Regions from separate parts of the Homo sapiens genome. Here regions 1, 3 and 4 are each linked to region 2. A link is a contact called in ENCODE Hi-C data. All regions are on one chromosome and are shown on one strand. The core of a region is the stretch at or near the end of the contact, and the rest is flanking DNA. Distances in the headings are between cores, read along the strand shown.

Region 1 (2,700 bases), core at 180-2,679, 3.6 Mb before region 2:
CTAGGTAATGCAGGAGTTTCCACCAGCCTACTCTAATCACACAGGTTTCTCTTTCCCTTTCTAGGACTGTCTACCCTTGAACTGGAAGTAGGCAGAATGTAAAGAGAGGAGTTGCTGGATACTTTTAAAGGCACTGAAAAATTCAAGTTAAAGTTATAGTTGAGGGGTAGTAGCCTCACTAGCCTATCTTGAGTAAGGGTCATGTCTCATTCATTTTTGTGTCTTCAATGTCGCAACAGAGCTCTGCATTCAATATATTTGTAAATATATGAATTCACAATTTTGATTTTCTGAAATGTCACGTGTGAGGACACTACCAGTTTTCAAATAAATACACCTTTTAAAGTACAGTTATGTGCCAAATAACAAGGCTTCAGCAATGAATGGATCGCATAAACTATGGTGATCCTATAAGAGTATATGACTGTACCTTTTCTATGTTTAGATATGTTTAAGTACACAAATAGTTACCACTGTGTTATAATCGCCTACCGTATCCAGAATGGCAACATGCTGTACAGGTTTACAGCCTAAGAGCAATAGGCTACATCATATAGCCTGGGTGTGTAGTAGGCTATACTATCTAGGTTTGTGTTTAAATACACTCTAGGATGTTCCCTAAGGGATGATTAACCTAAGGACACATTCCTAAGAACATATCCCCATCTTAAGTGAAGCACTACTGTAGTTGCTTTTGAAATGTGTGACCTATGGTGTATTAAGAGGAATACCGTGTGCCAAGAAGTGACGCTAAGCGTTTTACCTTACAACTGAGTTAAGTAAAATTTGGAAACTTGGTTTCGAGGTTAATACATGAAAGGCGACACAGGTAGTATGTGACAGAGGGTAAGAATTGAATCCAGGTCTACCTGACTCTTAATCACAAGACAAAAAGTCTTCTATTAATTCCGCAAAATCTGGTCAGCCGCTTCAATGCGCAGCTTTAGGCAGTCCACACCTGGAATTTGGGGTCTGGTTTACCAAGAACAGCCAGTGTGTACACCCACTCCATCCTATCCAGGAACTGGAATCGAGAAGGTAAAAACGTGGCTATTGCGCATGCTCACACCGCCCTTCCTTGCTCTCCCCTCCCTGACCCTAGATGCCACCGCAGCAACTTTCTGGGAGGATTTTGGAACGGCTCCCGCCAACTGTTAAGTCAAACCGGCGGAAATCCTTCCTTTCTGCGACGTGGACACCTTTCTCATCCTCGGGCCTTTCCAACCAGGGTGCAGAAACCACGCGCCTCCGTTTCTCAGGGATTCAAGCCGTAGTTTGCCAGTTGTTAATATGGCCGCTGACAGGCCGCTCCCAAGCTGAGGCCTTTCATAGGCCAAGATCGCATCCTGTCCCCGCCTATTTTGTCCCTCGTGGCTGCGTCCGCCCAGCTCTTCGCTACGCATGCGCAGCGGGGGCAGGCTGGGAGGTGGGACTGACTGAGTCTTCCGTGTGTCGCCGCCGTTGCCGCCTCAGCTTCAGCCTCGTTACTCCTGCGGTTCTGTGACTGTGCTGCTGGCGTTAACGGCGCGAGGTGAAGGGAGGTGACGGAGTGTGCCCGCGCGCGCGGGGGTCCCCTCAGTCCCAGCAGTTCCCTTCGTGCGCGGGGGGCGGCGAGGGTCTTCAGCAGTCGGGAGAGGCCCTTGACGGCGCCATGTCGGCGGGCGGTCCATGCCCAGCAGCAGCCGGAGGGGGCCCAGGGGGCGCCTCCTGCTCCGTGGGGGCCCCTGGCGGGGTATCCATGTTCCGGTGGCTGGAGGTGCTGGAGAAGGAGTTCGACAAAGCTTTTGTGGATGTGGATCTGCTCCTGGGAGAGATCGATCCAGACCAAGCGGACATCACTTATGAGGGGCGACAGAAGATGACCAGCCTGAGCTCCTGCTTTGCACAGCTTTGCCACAAAGCCCAGTCTGTGTCTCAAATCAACCACAAGCTGGAGGTGAGCCGTGGGTGCTGGCGGCTATGGCATCCAACCCCAGGCTGCCCGGTGGCGTCAGATGCCATTTAACGCTCCAGTGAAACGACCCTAGAAAACTGCCCACCGGGGCTTCAAATGTGATGGGAGAGTGCATGTCTGAGGAGTGAGGTGAGGGTGGGGGACAAAAAGGGCCCTAGACCGACGTGTGAGTTCCCGGGGTACTGTCGTCCACCTTCCTAGTATCTCTCTGAGGAGGAAACTAATTACATACACCAGCCTCCATTGCACATGTTACATTAACAAACCTAACAAAGATTCTCTGTCATGAAAATACCGTAGGCCACCTTTTGACAACTGAGTTTTGCAGATCTGCTTTCACATTGATAAACCGAATTTGTATATGTTAAGACAGATACAGCACTGATTATTTTCATTTTAATTATTCCAGGTCAGCGCCTATGATTGCATACAGAGACATGCATAAACTATTTAGGGGAATCTGATCAAAGCTCTTAGGAAAATTTCGTGGTGCATAACGATAGTATCACTGTCTCGGTTTACATCCATAGTTGGTTGTTAAATTACAGGCAGATACCTCCAGAGAGCTCCCTGCAATTATTGAAATTACTTCTGACCTTGAGTTTTTATATGCTTGTACATTACTGTGTAATTTTCCAAAGTCTGGATTTATTTTTGAGAGAGTGTAAAGAATCATTTGCTTTAATCTCTGATCCTGGGTGTGGGTGAGGGTGGAGTGGCTGTGGTTCAAAAAAACAAAAATATCA
Region 2 (2,700 bases), core at 151-2,650:
CCAAGTTGATTTTGTACTTGATAGAGCACAACTTAGAAGGTCAATTAACTTTACCTCTAGGCCAGTGTTTCACTCACCGTAATTTCTCTAGCAACTTCATCAGTCACCTGGGGTCTTGTTAAAAATACAGAGGAGGGGGCGGAGGGAGGGCAGGGGCCACCCTGGACTTAACTTTTTCTAAATCTCTTGGGGGTGAGGTTGGGGAAAATTGCTGCTTTAAGCATGAACACTTTCGGGATTTTGAAGTCAAACAGCAAATTAAAAGGGGTATTTTTGGTAGTGGCTCTTAAATTCCAGCATCAATACAGCCTTTTTTTTTTTTTAATAGGGGTGTATTTGGGGGGTAGGGATAGCAATTTTATATAACTGGGATTGGGTGCTATAAAACAGGCTGTTAGCCTCCAGCCCTCACCTGCAAGGTGGCTGGCTTAAGGTAGGTACTTGATAAATGTGGATTTATTTAACAGAGGAACACTTGTATTCATAACCTCCAAGAGTTTCGAAAGTCTTTCTGCTCCAATCTTCCAGTGTCTAGCCAGCAGCATTGCTGCAGAGTGGAACAGCTAGGGTGCGTGGAGTTTGCAGAATGAGTTCAAACCTCCAGACTTATCAGTTAGCAGTAAGAACAAGTTCCTTAATCTGCCTCCACCTATAAAGAAGGAGTACAATTGCCACTTACCTCCTAGAGTTGTTGAGAGTCTTAAATGAGATTAAATATTATAAATAGATTATCAATGGAATATATTATAAATGCAAGTGCTTAGAACTGTACCTTATAAATGAGCTCCACAGATGCTTATTAAAACCCGAGCGGTGCCCTCTCCCCTTAACATCCGTAATAGGCCCCCTTACACCTCATACCCATTACGAGTCAAAATAATAATAATAATAATAAATAAGTGAACAAACGACAAACGAGAAAACTAGGCTACCAGGCACTGGGGCGATGGGCCACAGCCCGGCGGGGTAGTGGGCCCGGAAGGGGCGCGGGAGTGGGCTCTCCCCGCCGGGCTCGCGGCACGTGGTCGGCTTGGGCGGGAGCTTCGCGACAGTGGGGGAGGGGAGCAGCGTGGGACGCCGAGGAGGGGTCCAGACCGCCAAGGCTACGAGGCGCCGACTGCGCAGGCTCGGGGACAGGCGCAACCACTGCGCGCAGACCTGAGGGGGAGAACGTCCACCCGGCTGCACGCTCCCTGGATCTACTTGCGCAGCGAAAGCTTGTCTTCTTCCTCATTTTAACACTGTGTATGGCGCCGCCTTGCGCAGGTTGTTCACCCTAACAGGGCCTCTAACCTCGAGCCCGAAACGGCCTCCTTCTCCAGCCGTGCCCCTTCCTCCCCCGTGGAGGCCGCAGTGGATGCGCTCACCTCCCTGCGGCCTCCTGAGGTGGTTTGGTGGCCCCCTCCTCGCGAGTTGGTGCCGCTGCCACCTCCGATTCCGAGCTTTCGGCACCTCTGCCGGGTGGTACCGAGCCTTCCCGGCGCCCCCTCCTCTCCTCCCACCGGCCTGCCCTTCCCCGCGGGACTATCGCCCCCACGTTTCCCTCAGCCCTTTTCTCTCCCGGCCGAGCCGCGGCGGCAGCAGCAGCAGCAGCAGCAGCAGGAGGAGGAGCCCGGTGGCGGCGGTGGCCGGGGAGCCCATGGCGTACAGTCAAGGAGGCGGCAAAAAAAAAGTCTGCTACTACTACGACGGTGAGCGGCCGGGCCGGTGTCGGGGTGGGCGCGCGGGGCCGGGCGCTGGGTTCCGCGGCTGCCGTCGCGAGTGGGCGCCGGGGCTGAGGGGTGGGAAGGAGGAGGGACCGACATTTGGCCGCATCTTAACCCGTTCCCGGCCCGGCACAGTTAGAACGAGACCCTCTTCCTGGCGCAGCCCCCGCGGTTCCTGCGGGCGGGAATCAGGGGGCCCGCCCGTCTTGTCTCCTGCCTCTCCCCCTTCGGCCGTGCAGTCCGCAGCCTCGAAGGTGGCCGCCGCTGGGGACGGCGCCGGCCTACCCCGCCTTGGTGGTGGCGGCGGCGAAGGGGGCGGCCCATTCTCTCCCTTCTCCCGCCCACCATTCGTGGCAACGCAGGTTTGGGGTGCCCCGCGTCGGCCTCCTACCCCCTCGACCCGTCCCCCGCGAGGCAAAATTTCTATCCCGGCCTTGACTCTACACAAAGCCCCGCGGCCGCGAGAGCTCCGCCCCTCCCGTCCCCTTCCCTCCTCCTCGCCTGCTCGCCTCCCCTACCCTGCGTTCGGTCTGGCCGGAGCGTCTTCTCCTTCCTCGGCTTACCCTTTCCCCGGACCCCTCCTCCCGGTGGGCGCTGGAGAGTAGTTACTGAGGGTGGGGGCTCAGGTCGCGTGTGGCTTTATCACACCCATGTTTTGCGTGGGCTCCAACCCTCTCCTTTGTTCGCTGGGTTCTTTGAGCGCGTCTTTCTCAGGATTCAAATGGAAGGGCTTCACTTCCTCAATAATAGTTCGGGTTTTCCAGTTTCAGGCAGAAAGACTTCGTAGGAAATAAGAGGTGGTAGGGAGATGTGGAACTGCTACTGCTTGTGTTGTAGATCAGACTCCATGGGTCCTGGCTTGCCTCAGAGAGGTGGTTACCACCCACTTCTTTGTTGCTCTTTGTTCGATCAGGAAATAGACCCTGCTTTGGGGATTTAGAGAGCATTGGTATCTTGCAAAGGCTGTTCCTAGGTGGTGGGGAATCCTGGTATG
Region 3 (2,700 bases), core at 162-2,661, 4.3 Mb after region 2:
AAAAAAAAAAGTTATTTATGTTTCTAATGAGGGAAATTTAGCAGCATATTTTACAGAAAATAGGTTTCATTTCAATGACAAATGATACTTCTTTATGGGTCTCATTAGAGAACTGAAAATACTTGCAAATACAGTATATTTGATAATGTCATTTTCTGCTCTAGATCTAATCAAAGTTGTCAGCAAAATTAATTTAAGGTCCACAATTCTCTACTCATGTTAACCTGAGGGAGAGGTTATTGTGCTATTAGGACTACGTTATAACTGAGAAACTGTTAAATGCCTTCTCATACTCCTCTAATGGAGACAACCCAAGTTTCAGAGAAACAGTTTATAAAGCACTCTATAACATAGTGAAGAGCATTATGAAAATATCTGGCATATGCAATCTTGTTAGCATGAAATGGGTAATATTAAACACAGTCCCTAATATCACTGTGGCACCCCAATTTAGAAGAGCTATACTGTACCAACTTTGCTTTCCACCCACAGAAAGGACCAAGTATGAAGTTATATAAACACCATTCTCCCTTAATTGAGGAACTGGTAATCGAAATACAAACTGATCTGCTTATTCACTATTTACATGGCCATTCAAAGTAATAAAATTTTAAAAGTAAATGTTATGTTGAAAAAAGTCAAGTGAAAAGCAAGATGTTATCCAAACAAATTATCTGTCTTTAAACAAAGTAAGTTTTCCTTTCCTTTCAAATAAGAAAAAAAGAGAACCAAAAAGTTCACCAATAGAAGTGTAATTCACATGAATCGCAGTGATGGTATACCATGGAATAGGAAAAAATAAGTTACAAGTCATAGTTCAAATTTTTTTCATACCCCTGCCTGTACTGTAACTTGTGAACTCTAGAACTTTAACAGACTTTCTGAAAGCTGAAAAGAATCCAGTAACTCGTACAGAGAACCTCATGAACAGTTCCTGAGGTACCACAAGCACCTGTTTCCAGCGTGTTCCAGCCATGGCTTGTAAGTGGACCTGCAAATGCTGCAATGTCCAGGGTACCAAAATAGGGGAAAGGCGCCCAGGCACAGCTCAAGGGAGCTAGCTTACCCCAAGGCTGTGTTTGACAGGGATTTGGGAACTGGAGAGGAAGGAGGAGGAGGCAGAGTACAGCCTCTGTCCTACGGCCCCACACCCACCGGCAGACATCCATCCTCCCGCCTGCGCCCCGCCGCGAGGGGGTACTCACAGCTCTAGTCTCATACAGAACCAGCTTCTGGACCGAGCTGATGATGGGGGCGGCGGCCGTGGGCATGGCGGCGGCAAATGGGGGCCCCACAACAGGGCACGAGCCTCCGGACCGCCCCAGGAGACTCGGCGAGAAAACCCCTCAGGCCCTGGACATCAAGTCCAGCCAGGAACAACACCCATTAGGCACTAAACCTATAGATGATCAGGTGTTTCCGGATCCCTGCGCCCCGCCTCCAGGCAAGCCCCGCCCCTCACGTCGGGAGCGGGGCTGGAGGACGTATCATAGAGAGGTCGGGTAGAGGCTCCCGGGACCTGCGTGCTGCCGAGAGAGGAAGCGAAGGGCACCATCTTTGGTAAGGATTGGAGGAAAACATGGGCGGAGAAAAAGTCGACGGATTAATTGAGTCTATTTATCTCCTCCCTCTCTTTGGAAAAAAGCGGAAGGTTTGGGATTGGGTAGCTTCTTTTGAAAAGGGTTCTCCGAGTTGCAGGATAGATCCTTGTGTTTTCCCTGCCTGCTGCGGCCCATTTTCCTGGAAGCCGGCCCTCTGACGGTCCTTCACTGAGTGTCAGTTTTCCCCTCACCTCTAATCCATGTTGTACCTACGCTGTGTGGCCCAAGAAATTGTTTTAAAATCACCTAAAGCTGGAAAGTGTGGCTTTGCCACACGTTTGTGCGTGAGGCTAGCCACTTGAAGTTGTCGACAGAGACTAGCGCAGTGTGGCGGAGCCGCGCTTGAAATGAGGTTTCTTCATTTCATGTGTGCGACATAAATGGGCATGCGCGTACCCTCTCTTCCATAGTTGTGAAAATGAGTGTATTATAATTATAAATGCCAAATTAGGTACAAAAGTGACTATTTCGAATTGGAAAAGAAATGACAAAGAACTACAGCCCCGCCTCTCGAGGCCCCGCCCCACCAAGCAGCAGGTGCGTGGCGGCCAGAGGTCTCCCCGGCAACCGCCCGACAGCCCCGCGGAGTCCCTGGAGGCAGTTGCTTCCCTGAGGAGGGTCCGGCTGCGGCCAGGTAAGGAGCCTTCCGGCGGCCCGCTGGGTCGTGGTCCGCCCTGGAGGCATCTTGGTATCTGTTGCACGGAACCCCGCCTCCTGCGGGGACCCCCAGACCAGCTTCTTTTCTTGCAAAACGGTCTCTTTGTAAATCCACTTTTTAAAACCACGTCTCCTTTCAACGACTGAAGTATTTATTCCACAAATATTTACTGAACACCTACTGCAAGAGTATAAGATGTAGGGGAGAGGCAGCTATCCTATCTTAGGCGGCAATTCTAGGTTTCCCAGGAAACCTCTAAACCTCAGAAACCTCTGCTAGAGGGCTTCTCAACTGCTAAGTGTAAGGAAACTTTAAAAAAAAATTATAGAATTATAGCATACCCAGATAACATTCATGTAATACCAAAGATCATATTGTAAATTAAAATTTGAGAAATTACAAAAATTGTAAAGAAATACTTAAGTCTATGTTATTTTGCGC
Region 4 (2,700 bases), core at 62-2,561, 3.8 Mb after region 2:
GTTGAGGAGAAAATGAGACGAAGACAAAAAGAGAGCTCCAAAAAGCTGAGCTGTGAAAGGAGAAGACTCAGGAGGTTACTGGAGGGGCTTAAGTTTGGAAAGTTTTGTTTTGATAGGAAGTTAGGAGGATTCTAAGCATTCTTTCATGACAGATGTCCATTTTTAAAAAGTAAAATTCACATACAGCTTGTTAAAAACCTGTAAAACACTTCTTAAGTCATTAAACTAGACTTGGGGACATGATACAAAGGAATTTTTGGACACCGCCTCCCCTCTTCACATCTTGAGCTGATCACCTACCTCGGGCTCTACTGGGCCTACACTACCAATTGGTAGATGCTCTCATCAGGCTCCAGACACATCAGCTTTTCCTCAGTTCTTCAAACCCACTAGGCTCTTTGCGTTCTCAGGCTTGCCTGTCACCTCTGCCTGGAAACTCTTGCCTTATTAATCAGCTTCCTCCATTGAGATCATGCAGCTGTTTCTCAAATCCAAGGCCTTTTTCTCACTGTATTAACACACACAATCATAAAACATTTACTGCACTCTCACTAGTTGGCTCTGTGCTATATGCTTTATTTGTGTAATTTCACTCAATTTTCACACTCATCTTTTCATGTAGACAGATGTTTTGAAAATGATCTCCACTGTACAGGTGAGGAAAGAAAGGAGGCTGCATAACTTGTCCAAGTTCACACAAGTGGTGGTGCCAGGATTAGAACCTAGTTCTTCAAAAATAAGACAAATCGAGGCCACTGCTCACACAATACTCTAGTTTGGGAAGTCCTGATCTAATTTCACTTATGTTCCGAGATTACACCTGCACTTTCCAGGCTATGTCCCTAATCCACAAATTCAAATTTCATCCCCTCCTTCCACTTGCTTTCTGATGGCGGGAGGCAAGGGCAGAGAGCATCGGAGGGCTATTCCGAACTTCCAATTCTGCCTCTCCCGAGGATGCATGTGGGAAGGAGAAGAAATTCAAACGTTAGCAACTTATCTCTGAGCACTGAGAAAGAGGTAACCCGGTACCTAACAAGCGGCTGGCAGTTCTGGAGCTGAAGCCAACAATTCCCACACTGCATTAGTAGCAAAAGTGCTTACCTTAACTGCCACCTCCGGAGCCGAGTCCACTGCCACTGCTAGAGACGGCTTTGATGAAGGCGATTTAGTCAAGTGCATGAGGGAGTCGGCGGCTGGCAGCGGACACCGACTGCTCTCACTGTCCGAGTCCGATTCGGACCCTGAACCCGAACCATAGGAAGCGGCCAGAGCTGCAATCGCAGCCGACATGACGGCAACAAATCTTCTGCGGAGACCCTGCCAGGGCGGAAGAAGAAGAGGCTCCCAGGTCCTGACAGATTGCAATGGAACACATCATTAACTTTCTTTGCTAAGAAATAATGTCTTACATTTTGAAACAATAAGCTAATTATTATTAGAATAACTACTGTCGAGCTGAGAGCTTAAAAAAGTTTATCTAGGGAAAAAGGGAGAATTATAATAGTTTATAACATTTAGGACCTAGTTGACTAAAGAATATGAGTTCCAAAATACCTTGAGGCCTCGCGGTCCTGCACTCCCAGCGTGCAGCGCGGCAGGAAGCGCGAGAGGGCACAATGGGAAGTGTAGTTTGCAACGAGGGGGCGGAACGGGGGCGTGTCCCCCTTTGACCCCGCCCCCGAATGGATGTTCCATTCAATTGGCTATCATCTTCCCTCATTCCCTAGCCAAGCAGTGTTCTCTTCGTCCCCCTCCCCCAAACTGAGGATTGGGCAATACCACAGAACCTCAGGAAAGGGGGGAAGAGCGAGCTTCGGCCCCACTAATGGGGGAGTGGGCGGAGGCTGGATTTCCCACCTCGGCTGCACCTGGGCACTGGAGGCTGAAGAGGAAAGTGAGAATCTGAAGTTTTGAGACCTCTGACTGGCCAGGAATAGCTCCTGGGGCGGGGGGCAAGGATGGGACCATAGGCGGAAAGAGTCTCGCGGTCCCCCCTGCTTCTGGCGCGGGTCCCTGCGCCCGGTTGTGGAGCGTCTCGCGCGGGGAGGGGGCGGGGGGAACGGCAGCTCGCGGTGTTGTTCACTCGCGCGTCGAGCACACGGTGGGTCCGGCGGCGGGTTGGCGCCCCAGGCGGCGTTCCCTGTGGCCTGGCGCCTGGGCCGCTGCCCTGAGCGGGTTCCGCCCCAGAGCCCGACCCTCCTGGGGGCTCTAGGCGGAGTCCCGCGAGCCGAGGGGGACCGGCGACCGCTGCCGAAGCATGAAGAAGGGGTAAGGCGTGAGCCCCCAAGATTTCACGGTGAGCGCGAGTCCCTGAGGAATTGCTTTTTTCGGGGAGGGGGTGTTGGGAGAGGAACTCTTCCTTACTGGCCGGAGCAGACCGAGTGGTGTGTGGCCCGCAAAGGTGACGGGGATGGATGGGCGCGCCTTCCCCGCCCCGGCCCCCACCCCCATCCGCGGGTTTTCCGAGCGCCCACCGCCCACCCGCCAGCGGGGCTGGGTGCCGAGGGAGACGGCGGCGGGCGCGCCTGGGGCTTGGCTGCAGGGACCGCCCCGGGGCTGCTCTCGCTGGAGAGACTGTGGGTGTCACCTGAGGTGCCACCGCCCGGGCTTCCCTGCCCACCCGCGCCCGCGGTCCGCCCCGTGCCTCTTTCCGGGGGAGGCGGTAGCCCCGGGCGACAGAGAATCCCCTGCTCGCCC

The links. Hi-C counts contacts between places; a loop is a spot of excess contacts on that map. Pooled maps may share reads with other maps.
Region 1: a loop to region 2 is called in a map of CD4-positive, alpha-beta memory T cell, with 30 times the contacts of the local background. The contact joins the promoter of GOPC here to the promoter of HDAC2 in region 2. A Hi-C loop is called at or near these places in 2 of 168 maps with a recorded cell type or tissue (CD4-positive, alpha-beta memory T cell and naive thymus-derived CD4-positive, alpha-beta T cell), 1 of 37 single-sample maps with no recorded cell type and 7 of 50 pooled maps.
Region 3: a map of CD8-positive, alpha-beta T cell shows a loop between it and region 2 (15-fold over the local background). The contact joins the promoter of FIG4 here to the promoter of HDAC2 in region 2. A Hi-C loop is called at or near these places in 3 of 168 maps with a recorded cell type or tissue (CD4-positive, alpha-beta T cell, CD8-positive, alpha-beta T cell and naive thymus-derived CD4-positive, alpha-beta T cell) and 10 of 50 pooled maps.
Region 4: a map of CD4-positive, alpha-beta T cell shows a loop between it and region 2 (7-fold over the local background). The contact joins the promoter of CDC40 here to the promoter of HDAC2 in region 2. A Hi-C loop is called at or near these places in 4 of 168 maps with a recorded cell type or tissue (CD4-positive, alpha-beta T cell, CD4-positive, alpha-beta memory T cell, CD8-positive, alpha-beta T cell and 1 more), 1 of 37 single-sample maps with no recorded cell type and 11 of 50 pooled maps.

Annotation. Positions count from the first base shown.
Region 1 is chr6:117,601,240-117,603,939 of GRCh38, reverse strand. GOPC (golgi associated PDZ and coiled-coil motif containing) reads left to right here and starts at 1,429. Exons shown (of 9, transcript NM_020399.4): 1 at 1,429-1,936. The coding sequence starts at 1,652. It also overlaps the pseudogene NEPNP. RefSeq lists enhancers at 1,038-1,327, 1,458-1,547.
Region 2 is chr6:113,969,848-113,972,547 of GRCh38, reverse strand. HDAC2 (histone deacetylase 2) reads left to right here and starts at 1,400. Exons shown (of 14, transcript NM_001527.4): 1 at 1,400-1,691. The coding sequence starts at 1,640. HDAC2-AS2 (HDAC2 and HS3ST5 antisense RNA 2) reads right to left here. Exons shown (of 10, transcript NR_125845.1): 1 at 2,270-2,700. RefSeq lists silencers at 890-1,069, 1,045-1,488, 1,430-1,729, 1,940-2,259 and an enhancer at 905-1,883.
Region 3 is chr6:109,690,007-109,692,706 of GRCh38, reverse strand. FIG4 (FIG4 phosphoinositide 5-phosphatase) reads right to left here and starts at 1,411. Exons shown (of 23, transcript NM_014845.6): 1 at 1,206-1,411. The coding sequence starts at 1,271. It overlaps AK9 (adenylate kinase 9), which reads left to right and starts at 1,505. Exons shown (of 41, transcript NM_001145128.3): 1 at 1,505-1,560. RefSeq lists an enhancer at 1,458-1,927.
Region 4 is chr6:110,179,038-110,181,737 of GRCh38, reverse strand. CDC40 (cell division cycle 40) reads right to left here and starts at 1,311. Exons shown (of 15, transcript NM_015891.3): 1 at 1,105-1,311. The coding sequence starts at 1,293. It overlaps WASF1 (WASP family member 1), which reads left to right and starts at 2,068. Exons shown (of 11, transcript NM_003931.3): 1 at 2,068-2,299. RefSeq lists silencers at 2,039-2,148, 2,389-2,700.